Regions from separate parts of the Mus musculus genome. Here region 1 is linked to region 2. A link is a loop called in an ENCODE intact Hi-C map of the cell type or tissue named here. Cell type or tissue: heart. All regions are shown on one strand. Links, peaks and the distances in the headings refer to the core of each region. The heading gives the core; the rest is flanking DNA.

The links. Peaks named below come from ENCODE experiments on the same cell type or tissue, not always from the same donor. Only the 100,000 strongest peaks of a DNase experiment are listed, where the experiment ranks them.
Region 1: a loop joins it to region 2, with 2.5 times the contacts of the local background. A loop is called at or near these places in 3 of 42 quality-filtered maps.

Annotation. Positions count from the first base shown.
Region 1 is chr4:150,026,897-150,034,639 of GRCm38, reverse strand. Gm13067 (a long non-coding RNA gene) reads right to left here and starts at 5,235. Exons shown (of 7, transcript XR_390962.2): 1 at 5,008-5,235; 2 at 4,742-4,799; 3 at 4,140-4,233; 4 at 1-2,569. In heart, for the core only: no CTCF peak of the experiment used is centred there; DNase peaks (open chromatin) are centred at 3,349, 3,879 and 4,049; H3K4me3 peaks cover 2,035 bases; H3K27ac peaks cover 651 bases; H3K27me3 peaks cover 1,854 bases.
Region 2 is chr4:150,236,575-150,244,317 of GRCm38, reverse strand. It overlaps Eno1 (enolase 1, alpha non-neuron), which reads right to left and starts at 7,121. Exons shown (of 12, transcript NM_023119.2): 1 at 6,978-7,121; 2 at 4,752-4,845; 3 at 3,178-3,273; 4 at 2,138-2,196; 5 at 244-313; 6 at 1-77. The coding sequence starts at 4,836. In heart, for the core only: a CTCF peak has its summit at 4,005 (motif pointing right); DNase peaks (open chromatin) are centred at 3,623, 4,127 and 4,637; H3K4me3 peaks cover 2,028 bases; H3K27ac peaks cover 1,717 bases.

The sequences.
Region 1 (7,743 bases), core at 2,871-5,370, 210 kb after region 2:
CAGCCACAGGCCTAAACAGTTCCTAAAACTGATTACATCAGCACAGAAACACCAGGGTCTGCTGGCCCCGTTACTCTGGCTATCTCAGTATCTTCTCGCCAACTTCCCTCCTCCCTCTTCCCAGCACAATGCAGGCCTCAAGGGCGACCTGTGAGGAGAAGACCCTCAACCCAAAGCAGGAAAATGCGGGCATGGGGACAATATGTTTTCCAGCATGAAGTTCAGGGTCCGGAACAGTGAGCAGCCCCAGCCTCTGGAGTGTCTCACAACTGTGAGCAAGCCTACAACAGTCAGCTCGAGGGTGTGCAGCATGCTGTGACTTCCCACTTTGCCCGGGAGACCAGGAACGGGCTCCTGGGTGACAATTTCAAGCTATTGCCTGAATAAAGTCTTTCCCTACCAACAACGGGGGAGAGGATGCTTCCTGGACCCCCGAGGCTTCCCTCTCTGTTTCCAGGCCTTGCTTCCTGCCACGAAAACCCATTTCTTCACCCAAGAGGGCCACCAGCAGCTATGGACCCCACCCACATTCACTGGATTGCTTTCCCTCTGCAGAGGAAGCTGGACATCACATCCAACTTCAACCTTCTGCCAATGGACTACACGCTGCGGGGCGCACGAACCTCTCCCCACCACTTCCAAGCCGTTCTTGTCACAGACTGCCCCAGAAATGCCAAAGGAGAACATTCAAGAATAGGATCCCAGTAGGTCCCTGCCTCTCACCTATCAGATGCCTGAGTTGGAAACCCCATCCTTACCCCGAAACAAGAAGGCAGCCTTGTCTTCCAAGCTGCAGTCTCAGAGCGGAAGATCCAAAGCTGGTGCCCGGACACAGGTTCTCCGGTCTGGTCCCAAGCCCTCCTAACCCTTCTGAGGGTCTGTCTTGTTCTCCACTGGAGTTTCCTCAAAGCATGCCCCACACTTGGGTGTGCAGTCTCAGAGCAGCTGTGGAAATGGTCGGTCCGAGGATGCGCAACGCCACTGGAGTTAACAGCCACCAGGCGCAGAACTGCTCATTTATCATCCTCCAGTCGCCGGGGAGGGTTGCCTCCTGCCCCCAGCCCTCGACTCCAGTGAAGTATTGTCTTCCAGAAAAGGTGGTCTAAATAAAGCCAGGGACTCACTCGCTGCACCAATCAGCGCCGCCGTCCGGTCGGGTCTACCCGGCGCGGGCTACGCGCAGCCACCAGGAGGTGGCCGTCGGGACGCGGGTGCGGGCAGAGCACTGCGCCCGCCCTGAGCAGTGGTGCAGGGTCTCTGCATCGCCGCCGCTGCTGCAGCCCCGCAGCCGTCAGCACTGCTGACTTGGCCCAGGAGGGGAGGGCGGGGGTGGGGGGAGGAGGGCCTGCAGCAGTCTGGGCTCCAACTGCCCCTGCGCAAGGAGCCTGAGAGAATCTAGCTTCAAGGGCTTGGCTGGCCAAGGCTAGGGTAGAAGAGCTGGAGAAAAGGACCCTGAGTCAGCGCTGGTGCAGTTGAGGCGTCCCAGGAGCCAGTGCACAGGATGGATGGCTCCCTCTGCCCTGGGACCAGAGCATACAGGCTTCAGCATCTTACTGCACCCCCCTTCTGATTCAGGGAAACTGTGCTAGCCTCATTTCCCCTCATTAGCGTTGCTGTACTATAATTCACTACTCTGAGCACTCTGGATGATGGAGAGAGAGAGAGAGAGAGAGAGAGAGAGAGAGAGAGAGCTTTCTAGGTCTATGGTCTACTCAGAGTCATGTAAGTCTCCACCTAGAACTCGGGGTGAAGCACAAGGCCATGCACGAGATTTGAGGCATCCCCCAAGCCCGGCTGAATCTTGTAGGGGTCACTGGAAGATGTGGAGGTTACCACCACCTGCCCTGGATTTTCTGTCTGAGACACCTTGGAGACTCGAGCTCTCCCAACCCATCTGCCCTCTCAGCAGCGGCTCCCTGTCCTGCTACTGAGAGATAAAGGTGTCTAAGGATGCTAAGGTCCAGCAGTCCCCATCCCTGTTTCTCTCTGAAGCCGCTGTGCTAGCTTGCCATATCATCCCCTCAAACCAAGTTGGTGTGGTCACTTTGGCCCTGACAATGCCCGTCTAAGGCAAGAATCTCTTGCAGTGAGATGCTTAGGGAAGCTAGGTGTCTGGCCTATTGTTCATTTCACACTGGCAGTATGAACTATTACTTTGACAAGCCTTAGCAGTATGAGAATGCTGGGCACCTGCTTCCTCTCAGAACTTCCTGTACCATCTGATGTCCCTTTAGGTGGCCAGTGGACCCCTGATGGCATTTGCTCTGCAGCTGATACTTGCAGGCTTCTCCCTTGGCTAATTACCCATAGTACTGGTTTGTCATCCCTGCCTCGGGAGGGACAGACTGGAGAACCTTTTGCCTAGGCACACCTGCCTCATTCTTTTGTCCTCCCCCAGGTTGGGGAGGTCACAGAGATGTCCATCTCAGGGATGGGGGAGAATGGTCAGTCCAGAGCCAGATGACACGCCCTAGTAGCTTCTGGGCTTGTGGGGCAGAGCTGGGGCGAGCTAGAATCAGGCCTAGTGATGTCCAAGTCAGGTCCATCTTAGGCACCATGGGACAATGATCTAAAAAAAAAAAAAAAAAAAAAAAAGACAAAACTCATGTGTTGGGGATTCTAATGACATGTTCAGGTACACTGGGCTGGCTCAAAAACAATTGTACCCCAAAATTAAAGTTGTTGATTAATCAAAGACAGTTTTGGATATACAGGGAATGCATTTTGCAAAATGAGCTAAGGGCAGTCTGGTCAGCAGGGATAAAGAGGTGTGTGTGCAAAGCCCATAGGGGGTTTACGTTCAACCCCTGGTGCTTTTCCAGGTGAGGTAAGTATGCGGTCCAACACCCCATAAAATATTTATCTAGAGGTGCACATTTCCCTGAAGATCGTAGTGTGCTGTGTGAGCTGGGTGCCCGGCAGCAGCAGCCCCCTGGGGAGTGCAGACCCAGAACACCCCACAGGCACCCGTGGAGGTCACTTCCCTCTATCAGCTCAGCAGTTAACACGGATTGCTGTTTCAGAGGCTGCCCGGGGAATTTATATTTGAGAGGTTTGCTGCATAGCTTTTGAACTGAAGTTTTATGAGACCGAGGATTTTTTTTTTCTCTCTCTCCCTCTGGTCAAAAGAGGAATCACAAGGAACGGAGTCCTTCAGTGCCAGACAGATGTTCGGTGCCAGACAGATGTTACCGGTTGGCCCTTTGTGACATCACCCCCCAATGCAGACCTGGACCCAAGTACTGTGCGTCTGGGATGCCACGCCAGCAGTACTAGCCTGGAACTAAGCCAGCTGGCTCCACGGCATTGGGGTGGTGCTCTGACTGGGCACACAGAAGTCTGGGTAACAGAGACACAGCTCAGGTGCCTCAGGGTGCTTGGACCTTGCCCAGAAAGAATCCATAGCCAGAGTGCATTTCTACCCATTTTCTGTGCAGGTGACTCTATCTAGGGGAGCTCTTCAGGGGGGCCCCTCCCCCACTCCACAGCGCGGGCCAGTCAGCACTTTTTGCCAGCCAAAGGGGTTTCATCCTTTCTTTTACACAGAAACCTCTGTCCCAGGAAGAGCAAGTCATCTCGACTGAGTTCCCCTCCCGCGCTCCTCTCAGTAAATTCAGGGAAATTCAGCTGTACCCTGGGCATGGCCCGGGAACAAGGCCATGGAGCTGCCTCCGCATCCCCAGGGTGCAAGCCCTGCTGAAGATCGCCACAGCTCAGACCAGCCTTCTCCAGCTCCAGTGCACAGGGCTTAAAGAGCCAGCGAGCCACATGTGCAAGGCAGCAGATGACATGCACCCAGGCAGGACTGAGCCCAAACTCATCAGGAAGTCCGCAGGGTCTCCGCCCCCAGCGCGTGAGAAAGAAACTAACGGAGAAAGTGCGCCCCAATTGTGTTTCGGGTTCGCCTGGGGCCGAGAGCATCTCAGGTCAAGGTACCCAACGAGCTGACCCACCCGGGAGTGGGCACCCCTTTTCTCCCTCCACCCCACCTCCAGCCACCTCCTCCCACTGCAGCCACGGCGGAGGTTCTGCAGTCACTTGAAGGAGAAAGATTTCGCAGTACGGCACTGGCATTCTTAAAGCTGCAGTGTCCAAATTCTCCTTCAAACCCCAGCTGTCCCCGACATCAGCTTACTTACCCGGGTCCTATGCAGAGGGTGGGTGGGTAAGGAGACGAGGCCGTGGAGGGGAAGCTTGGAGAGGCCCTGCAGGTGGGGATCAGACTCCCAGACTCTGGCAAGGGTAAAGAGAGAGGAGACTGTACCGAGAGCCTCCGCAGTTAAACCAGGTTGCTGGGACTGCAGCGGAGACTGCAATGGAGTAGTTTTTTTTTTTTTTTTTTTTTTTTTTTTAATCATACACCCCCATCGTGATTTCCTCCACAAACTTAAATTTTCTACAGCTAATTAAAACACAAGATGCACACACGTGAAACCCACACGAGAAAGAACACCCCCCGCTTTTTCACCCCAAAGAATTTAAATAGCATTTTAAATTATTTTTAAATTGACTCCCGCGAGCAACTGACTCAGCTTTCGCTATGCTGCTAGGCTGGCAAGCCATGCAGGAAAGAGCCTGGGTAGATGGAGTTCATTGAAATCAGAGTTTCTGCAAAGTGCAGGGAGAGAGGACTCCAGCGCCTCAGGGGAGACAGCTTTTCTGAAAACCGAATGAGAGGTAACTACCTAGGCAGGAAACGTCACTAGCACCCAGCAACAGCACACCCATGCCCGAAAGTTACCTCTCTCTCCTGCTCAGCTGCTGAACGGTTGGGATGGCTGGCAAGTTGCAGACTGCTGCTGGAGAGGCAGGACCCAAAAATCAAAGTGTCAGCTGGGTGCAGGGAACAACGTGCTGCAGGCGGGGCTGGTCTCTCCCCATCCCCCCACCCACCCCCAGCATCCCTCCCCAGTTTAATTTAAATCCCTGATACTGCAGGATGCCCACTCCTGTAGGCACGTCTCCAGAGCCGTCTGGGGCTTTGTTCTGCCTTCTAGACTTGCTTACCTGGAGATGATGAAGAGGAGGGAGGGTGGAAGACTCTTTGGACTCCTGAAGCTTTGTGTTCAGAGCCAGAGGCAAAGGTGACAGTGACAGGTGGCCCTCGGTGCTTTCTCCCAGAGGGGAAAGAAGCCGGCTCCTCTCTGCCCACCAGACAGTCCGGGAAGCACCTGCTTTTGTATTGTCGCTAAAAAGAAAAAATATTTCAAACCGCGTGTGCACAAGAGATGTGGAGGGAGGGCACTAAGTGTCACTTTTACCCTGAGGTGTCTTTGGCTCCTGAAGTTTGTGCTCCTGCCTCCGTGTGAGTCAATATCATCTAAGATTGAGGCAAGGATTTAATTGAGAAAGTTCCAGGAGAAAATGCACTTTAAATGCAGATATGGTTAAATAGCTCATTCTGCTCTAATCCACAGGGGAATGCTCAGAACAGACACGCGGAGAGATGGCAGAGGGTGAGGGGGAAGAAGGTATTCTCAGGTTTTACATTTATTATAAACTCAAGAGTATGAGAAAGGACAGTGAAGGAGAAAGTGATTATGTGTGGATGTCTGCATACGTGCATGTGCACACATGCACACACATGCATACACTCGGGAAGGAAAAGTATAACTCCCCCCACCCCCTTTAAAAAGCCTGCTCAGTAGAAACAACTGCACCAACTCCGAGTCCTGTCCGCTTCAGTCCTGAGGGAAGAGACCAGGAGGGGCGCCTCTGCAGCCTGCAGTCTGCGTCCTGCCTGGGATACAGCCATGCTACTGCAGTGCACCATGGCCAACGGGCACCCTTGCCCACCTTCCTAGCTTGCACAGTTCGTACAGCGTGCACTCTGCTGGCGGACACAGCCCAGGACCACCCACGGCCAGACGATACACCCTCCTCTTCCTCTGCTTCCCTTCCTTGTCTGAGAGGAAGGGAGCTGCAGAGACCCCTGAGATGTCATAGCAGAAGAGACCCCAGAAAGTATATAGCCAAATCTTTCCCCTAGGTGGGTGGGAAACCCAAGACTTGCCAGGGCTCCCTCAAGGTCACTTGGGGTCCTTGGTCCTGTAAGGTTCTTGCTGCTCCCATCATCAGACCCTGAGAGTGAGTGACCTGCCCTGGCTGTGACCTCAGATGACCTTGCATGCTTCCTTCTTATGTGTGCTACACAGATTACCCCAGGAAATGATATGATCAGGTACATGCAAATCCAAGCCAAGAACACAAACTCTCTGGAAGCAGAAGATTCAAGCATCCACCCTATGACTGAGGGGCAGACACATGCTGATCTAAAGCAGCGCTTCCTTAGTGTCCACCACGGGCGAAACCCACAACGTTGCCCACCTACATGGGATTCCTTAGGCTTCCCTAAGATTGACCTCAAACATGGAGGCATACATCACATACATCCTCCCATACCCAGGGGCCAAAGTCTAAATGGAGGGGTGGGCAGGAAAGCTTATCTTGGGAGTTGTGAGCAGACTGAGGTAGATCCAGCTTCTCTTCAACTCTGGGGCCCTCCTGCCTTATCTATATGAGGGTGATATTCTCCTTTCTGAGTCCCCACCCCTTTCCTTTTATAATAGAGGTTCAAGGCTACCTCAACCCAAGATTCCTTTGCTAGGTCTTTCATTTAAAAGTTATCATTTTTGCGTGTATGTGTGCATCCTTGCATGAGTTATGTATACCATATGCACGAGGAACTCCCAGAAGTCAGAAGAGGACATCGGATCCCCTGGATGTTGGGTTATAGGCAGTTGTGAGCCACCAACTAGGATCTCGGAACAGAACCCAGTTCTTCTACAAGATCATTAAGTGCTTCTAACCACTGAGCCATCTCTCCAGCCCCTCTCGGTCCTCATCTCAATTATAGCTGCGAAGACCATTTTTCCCAAGCCAGGAGACACTCACAGATCCCAGTTAGACCTCTCTTGGCCTGGCCAGAATGTATCTCTCTGCACCTTGCAATGATTTCTTTCCCCCTCAGAACAATGGCAGCGAAATGGAGCAGCCCTTCACCATTGTCACCAGGGTAGTGACAATGGTGACCCCACTGGTGAAACCACATGCTGGCCTCTCTTGTGCTTCTGGTATTGACTCCTACAACACAGGGCACATCTTGACACTAAAGGGAAACTAAGGCACAAAGAGGCTTGTGTCGCATAGGTATTAGCGGCAGGCTTGAGGCCATCTGGCTCTTACCCACACTTCTGCTTTACCATGTTCGAGCTGCCAGTGCTCCTGACTCAACTTTCTGGTGATAGTTTTCAGCCACCTCTGACGTGCGTCCTTCCTCGGGCATTTTGGACGTGTGCTCTGTGCTGGTCACAATCTCCTTTTCTGCCTCTTCTTCTTCCTCCTCCTCCTCCTCCTCCTTCTCTTCCTCCTCCCCACTTTTATTCCTCAAAAACAATTCCATCAACTTACACTTTGATAGGAAGACAAACTTGCCTAGGCCAGCAAGAGAGGAGGGATGTGCACACAGGGGTCCGAGGCAGCCATGGTCGAGCTCCCTGCAAGGGTGCTGGCAGGCACTGATGTCACCCTTTCTTTTATTTTCTGTAACATAGGGAGAAAACTAGGTTAAAGTCATGTGATGTTCTGGCTGGAGGTTGCTCTCAAACACACCTCCAGGGTCAAGGCGGCGTGTTTCCTGTTTAAGGATGAGGCAGACTCTCTCTATCCTGGAGCCTGGGGCTAGGGTCATTGGAAGCTAGGATGGCTACTGGATTTAGGAGATTCTCTTCAGCAAATCATTTA
Region 2 (7,743 bases), core at 2,838-5,337:
GGGCACCCCCTTTTCCACGGCACCAGCTTTGCAGACAGCCAGGGACACTCCCAGGATGGCATTTGCACCAAATTTAGCTAGAATAAAACGTAAATGGTGAGCAGATGCCATTTCTTAGCCTCTTTCCCACTGGCCTGCTAAGATGGACCCAGTGCCCTCCTGGAAAGCAGCCCCCTTTACGGTGGACACAATGAACACGCCTCTTCTGCCTGAGGAACTATGGGCTCCACCCGTGCAACTCACATTTATTCTCTGTGCCGTCCATCTCGATCATCAGCTTGTCAATCTTCTCTTGCTCCACAACATTCACTTTCTGCAGGGACAGGAAGTGAGGGCTAAGGCTTAGCATTGCCCCCCACTCCCCTGCCAAGTAGCACTTTAGCCAAGGGCCTGGGAGTGGAGCTCAACAATGGGGCGTCTCAATGCTTGCAGAAGACTGGCTCAATCCCTAACTCCAAACAGACCACAGGAGTAGAGCAAGAGAAAACAATACTACTTTTGACTTGTCCTAATTAACAGCTCCGGGTATTTCCCTGGGTCCACAAGAGACTACAGTTTACCTAGGCTGTCAAGGTCACACATACAAGGCAGATGTGTGTGGCATTAGCTATAAAGTATTACCACAAACAAGGATGTTCTTGGATAAAAATTAAGTAATAAAGCTATTATTCATTCAAGCAAACAGGGTCTGCAGAAGCTACCTCTAATGCTGTCACTCTTGGCCAAGACAAATGACAGAGCACCATTGTCTGGTGTGAGAATGCCACCAATACAGGCTGCCCAGGATCACCTAGCCAACAATTGATTAACATGGCTATTTGGGGAGTGTATGAAGCAATAACCTCGACTGTCTATATCACACAGCATGCGTGGGTGCTGGAGATGGCTCAGATGTTAGCACTTGCTGCTATGCAGAGGAGCCGATGCTCTTTCCTGGCTACCACAGCCACCAGACACGCATGCGGCCCATAAGTATACATGCAAGTGTCCATTCTGTCACTTTATACTCATAAGTCACTATGTAAAAGAATCTAGATCGCCACCGTGCCGTGTGAGTGATGGTCTTGCTGTTTTGTTTAACAAGGAATTGCAGAAGAAGGCAAACATTTGCCCAAGCAGAAAGTTCCCAGAGGCTAAGCCTCCCCAAGTGTGATTGAGGAAGGCCTAGGAGGTGCCCAGGAGACTGGAGGAGAGGGCGCAGACAGTTGTAATGAGCAACTGTCTGGAGACTAGACAAAAAGAACCAATCACAGCATTGCACAGGCTCGTTGGGGACAAAATAACTGGATGGTACAGGGTGACTTTGTGAATTCAAGAGGGAGGAACTAGATGTTAGCAAACAGGAAGGATGGATGGCCAGTGGTTCCCTCTAAGAAGTGACTTGAAAAGAACCACAAAGGCTCACTATCCTAGCCAAAGCTGTGGGTTCATTTCCTTTACGGCAGACTTACTGCGGTCTGCCTAAGGCCTGGAGCAGGTCGCCACCTGACACTGGTGCTAGGAGCAAGCTCAACTCAGATCCTCTGGAAGAGCAGCAGGTGCCATTCTACTGAGCTTTTCTTCCAGCCTCAAATGATTTTTTTTTTTTTTGAGATGAGGGAAAGTGTTGAATTCAGGGGTTTACACACAGTATGTATACATCAAATAAGATGGGGCTGGGGTAGAGTTCTGCCTATCTCCTAATACTAGAACTGCAGGCCCCTACTTTATGCAGTGTTTGGGACTATAGTCTGCAGTAAGCATCTACACACTCCTGCCACCTGAGCATTACCCCAGCCCCACAGTCTGCAACAAAGCCAACCCCACCCCAAAAGCACAACAAATTTCCAAGTCCATATGCAGCCATCCCACATGACATACAAAGCTGATATTAAAATCTGGACCATGAGCCCCAAAAGGTCAAGAGAGCAGCAGGAAACATGTCGAGCGTCCCCTCCCCTACCCCGCCCAGTCTGGTCCAGTTTCAGGTGCTTTCAGAAGCAAAGGCACACACTGGCAGCAGGCAGGTTAGACTCATGCAAGAAGGAATCCTGCCAGCTTCCAAAGCTCTCAGAGTAAGCTATTCTGTGAACAGGAGAGGCCTGGTCCTTGCTCTGGTGGCATGGATACAGAGTAGTTACCAGGAGATGGGTCCTACCTTGCTAACCAGAGCAGGCGCAATAGTTTTATTGATGTGCTCAACAGCCTGTGAGACACCTAGAAGGAACAATCATGAAATTACTTACACAGTTACAGTACACAGGCTTGAGCAGCCTTGCTGGAGCACTGGAAGTCATGGGCCCAGAAGCCCAAAGAGCCTCCACAGCATCTCGTTAGAGCCCTACCCACTTCCCCCACAATGGGGCTTTCTGGCCCAATCTGAGTGCTCTTCCCTAGCACCCCAGGGGGTTAGAGCCACACAAGAGCCATCAGCCCAGGGTGCTTTGAGGGGTGTTAGTTCAAGACCATGCACCAGGCAGACCAGCTGCACACTCGGATGCCTGGGGTGTTACCTGAGTGCACAAGGCTGGTGCCAGGAACTCATTAACATACTTAACGGGTCTGGAGACGCCTGCCCATTAGAGGTGAATAGAGAAGGAAGAAGAGACTCAGGAGAGAACAGGCTTCAGAGGACACAGAGGAAAGAGTGAGGAAAGAAGAGGCAGGAGCACTCGAGAAGTCAGGCTTCTCCTCACCCTGGCTGGCTCCTTAGCCCTGAGACCCCCCTCTGACACAACCTTCCCTGTCTTTGGAGGCTTTCCCCAGTTGCTGCCCTCGCCACTATTGGTTACAGTAACAGTCTTTCTTTAGAAAGACCAGACAGCATGCAGGGCTAATACTCTATCAGGGAAAAAGGCAGTGTGCTGACTGCTGCACCTAGGACAGGCAGACTCCACACCAGAGATGTGGGAGCTGATTTGCCCAGGCTGACCCTGTCGAGTGGGCACCAGAAAAGCCAACAGAACTGTCTACATGTCCCCACTGATGGCACGCATCAGACCCTTCTGGGAGGAAGTGATATTAGCAGATCAGCAACCAGTCTCCTAGGACTTCCATGCCAGGTTTCCAGGCTTAGGAAGGTGGGTGTTGGTAGGCTACCCTGCTGCCTTTCCTATGTGAGGAGTGCTACAGGTGAGAATGCCTGGGGAACGCAAGAGGGGCTGGCGAGTGAGGGTGTGACTGGGTTCCCATCCTTACCCTTCCCCATGAAGCGGGTCTTATCATTGTCTCGGAGTTCTAGGGCCTCGTAGATGCCAGTGGACGCACCGCTGGGCACCGCAGCTCGGAAGAGACCTGGAATAGAGGTGCGAAATTCAGCACTGGGCATGGCACATGCCTGTAATCCCAAAACACCGGAGGCTGAGGCAGCAGGATCTGAGTCTGAGGCCAAAGGGGACCAAAGCAAGACTCTTCTTTAAAAAAAAAAAAAAAAAAAAAAAAAAAAAATCAAGTATCCCCCCACCCCAGTACTATCTGCACTGTGTGCAGAGTTCAACCCTCAGGAACATTTAGACAATACATAAAAATCTCACTCACTTCAATCTAAGACAAGGTGTGGAAGCCAGGCGTTGACTCAAGGTTTCATTGAGCCTGGGGTTTACCAATTTGGCAGCATTAGCTGACATCCTGTCCCTCCAGTGCTGCTGCTAGGCCTGGGTTTTTATGTGGCTACTGGGGATTGGACCCTGAGCCTCATGTCTGAACAGCAGGCATTTCCTATCTGAATCACCCCCCCCCACCCCTGCACTCACAGAGACTTAGGCCAATAGTGGGGCCCACAGCTCTAATCTCAGCACCCAAGAAAGAGGATTTGAGACCAGTGTGGGCTACAAACACAGGAGGTCTTATGCAAAATATACTAATTATTGTAAATACTGCTCTTAACTGGCAGGTGAAAGCATTAAGACTAAAGTCTTAAGAAATTAAATTAAAAAATTAAAGTCTTTAAAAAGGGCTACAGTGAGATGCCCTTCCATCTTGTCTTTAAGCATAAAGCTGCACCAGTAGGTGGAGCCATCCCTTGCTAAGAAACCTTATGTCATGTACAATGTCACCAGTAGGTGGAGCTATCCCTTGTTATCTGACACCTGATGCCACCTAGCATTCTTGGTATTCACCGGGTCACAGCAGAGAAGCCCTAGCAAAGACAAAGGCGGCAGTGCACAGGCAGGCTCTCCCTGATGATTTGAGGAGCCTTCATTTCCTGGGGGATGGGACAATGGGTAGGTAGGGCTGCGCTCTGGTGCTTGAATTCTGAGTCACACAATGACTCAGCTCAGACTGGCAGGCCCTCAGAGCTCTTCGGGTCCATTGCCACATCTTCCTCGGGTCTCTTTCCTATTGCACCCACTACACGCACCTCTGAATGCAGATGCTGAAATTAGCACAGGTTGGGCTTGAGTTTTTTTTTTTTTTTTTTTAGTAGAGCAATTTAGGCCTTGCTGTGTAGCCCAGGCTAGTCTCAAAAAGTTCTCCCCCTTGCAGCAGGCACAAGTGCTGAGATTAAAAGCTTTAGCCACCACACCCAGACAATTTCTTAATGTAAGTTTTTTTTTTTACAACGCTGTGGTGTGAATTTGGAACTTGCCCTCCCTTACTTCCCCGTCCCAGTGAACCCAACCCACATCCTGTCTTAAATACCAAGAAACAAGGCATGGTGGCAGATGCCTGTAATCTCAGTGCGTGGAAGGATCAGACAGAGGGACTCTGCCTTGCCACCCTGACCCCATTCTCAGTGAGAAGAAACCAAGAAACAGAGTGGGTGCATGTACCTTTTGCGGTGTACAGATCGACCTCAACAGTGGGATTCCCACGGGAGTCAAAGATCTCTCTGGCGTGGATCCTGAGAATAGACATGGCGAATTTCTGTAGGAGGAAAAACATTCATATCACCAATAAACAGTGACACAGAGGTTAATTCATTCCAAGGCCATCACCTCTGAGGGGTCCTGGACTTGACAGGTACCAAATGGGCTATGCGTTAGGTAACATACAGGAAAGTCACTCATCAGTGAGGGTTTGGGGAGCGAGGACTACTCCTTACACAGCAGGTCGGTGGCTTGGACTTCCCGCCAAGCTTGAGGTCAACATGGCACAATGAAATAAACCACTCCTACAGAAAGCCCTCAGAAGCTACCTGTACTGTGGGCAAATTAAATCCTCTGACTGCATAGAACAGTGTTCTGGCTCCACAGAGAAGGAAGTGGGAAGCAACAGTGAAGGAAGGTCAGAGGTTAAACTGACCTGGAGACCAGAGGGAAATGTGACATTTCAAAGCAGTTTAATTGTGGGAAAAAGAGAAACCCTAATTCATCAAATTGCACCCATGACAAGAGCAGAATATTCAGCTGACACAGATTTGATAACCAGTAAGAAAGTGTGAGGCAGGAGGCCAGAACCCCAAACTCCTTGGCCTGTGGTCAATGATCCTGCCATTCTTGGCCTGGTGGCCATGCTGGCTAGCACGTGGGAGGTCCTGGGTTCAATCTCCGCCATATTTAGGCAAGAGCTAGGACTTCTGGTTAGTACATTTCAAAAGGGCACCTTGTCTCGCTTTTAAAAGGTATTCAAAGTAGATGTTTAATTAGAAAAACATCCTGAGAGGAAGAGGATATTTGGCAACAAACTGCAAGTCCCTTTCTTACTTCTTCCCCAGCAGGCTTTCCAAGAAAGAAACCAAATAGATTCTGTAGCTAAACTGGATGAGACATGAAGACAATACAGCATTCAGAGGCTATTATTATCTAACTAGGTTCCTCACATCTTTTGTGGCAAGCACTGAAGCAAAGGCAGCTTTTTTTTCCACAGAAGTTACTTCTGTGGTTTTGTCTTCTCTAAGACAAAGGATCTTTGTACACTCACCAAGAATAAAGTATCTACTTTTTACCTACCATGTTACAAAACCTTACTATTCCTCAACCATACTCTTTTGTCTTCTCTCTTACTCGCCCGATTCTATGAATGCCAGACTGACCAGAACTCAGTGATCCTCCAGCCTCAGCATCCCTAGCGCTACACTTTCATGTGTGCATCTCCATGGCTGGTTCCTTTATGGGGGCGGAGGAGCACCCACGTGCCACACTTTGCTCTGCAAAGACCTTACAACTTGTAGGAGTTGATCCCTCCCTCCACCCTTTTTATCTAGCTTGGATCTTTAGGCTAGGCAGCAAACGTATTTAACCAAAGGAAGAAAATCTCACCCACTCTGTCTTTATCTGGATTGAACGCCAGACCAAGGGCAGAAAAGTGGACCTATCGGTCAGGCTAATCAGCAGACTAGCTGTGGTCTATCCCGAAAGCGAGTCAGCCAAGGAACCACACTGCCTAGGCCAGAACGAACAGGAAGTTTTCTTAAATGCATCTTAAGTCAGTTCACGGCCGGCTAGTAGCCACCCAGGAAACCTGTAGCTCTTGCCTAATTGCGTCGAGGTCTCCTGAGGGCTTCCCAATTATCCAACGGGACTGCTGCAATTTCCTCTACTCTTAGTACCTAACCGACACTCACAGGTCAGGAATATTCCACAGCAGAGATGGGCTGGACCACTCCCGCCCAGTGACGCTCGATTGCGGTCCAGGAGCTACAGCCCCAGCAGGATCTACTAGGGTGTGGCGCTCTGCCTCTTGGGCATCCTTATTTCTGGCCCTTCCATTCTGAGAAAGGATTTAATGAGCATCGGGGGTTTAAGTTGCTCTCCCTCCCTCTGAAACCTTCCACTTAACTACACAGAAAGTACTTTTCTATTCTCCACGGCCGCGATCATCCGTGGTCTGCATTTGCTGTTGTCTGCTTGGGAACCCGGTTACATTGCAACCCTGAAACTCGGTGATCACTGGTGGGGCTCACACCTCCACCCTCCAAGAGCCTGCGTCCTTCCACGAGGCTGACCCGAGTGCTCCCCGGATAGCGGCTCCCGCCCAGGCTAGTGGGTGCACGTGCCCACCGGGTCCCCAAGCGAAGCTAGTAGGAGAGCTGACCCCGGTGGAGACAAGGACCATACCTGGCAGTAGGATCGCTGCAAAGCAAGGAAAGAGGGTGCCGTGGACACCGAGGAGAGCCTTAAGGACAGACGCGAGCGCGACCCTGTACCGGAGCAGCACTAAGCGCCTCCCACTCTGTCTTCCTTTCCTGCTCGTTAAGCCCCGCCCAGTTCTCCCCTTTCGGGCCCGCCCTCCCTCCGCGCCGCCTCCCCATTGGCTCAGCGTGCCATCACTCCAATAGAAGAGCGTGACCGAGGCGGCCGCTCGGCCTGCCCAGACTAGGGGCGAGGGCACGGGGGCGGGGGTTGTCCTGCCTTTCTGGGCCTAGCCTGCTTGGGGCATAGCTGGAATGCCTGGCGAGCCTCCGGCTGGGAACCTGGGGCCCGGCCGAGGGTCTACGGAGCCCGGATGCGGGGCGGGGCGGGGCTGGGCTGCGCGGCGGGCATGAGGGCTTGAGCCCGCCGCACGTACTCCGAGTCTCACACGCACTCGGCGTGGCTGCGGCGCCACACGTCCGGCCCACGACCTTGCTGATGACCTTCGCGGCTCGGCCCTCCAGCCGGCCAACCCCCCACCGGGAGGTTCTGGAGCCCCCGGCGGTGTGGAAACGTTGATGCGCGGCCAGAGGGCCTCACTCCCGCGTGGAATTGGGTGGGGGTGGGGGGGATGAGGGGGAAATGCATGGATACTGCGCCTGCGCACTGAGCGCCCTCGCCGCTGGTCCTGGCTCTCTGGTGCCATCTGCCAAGGTGACCCCGTCCTTTTGTCCTTGCTGTAGTGAGTCTC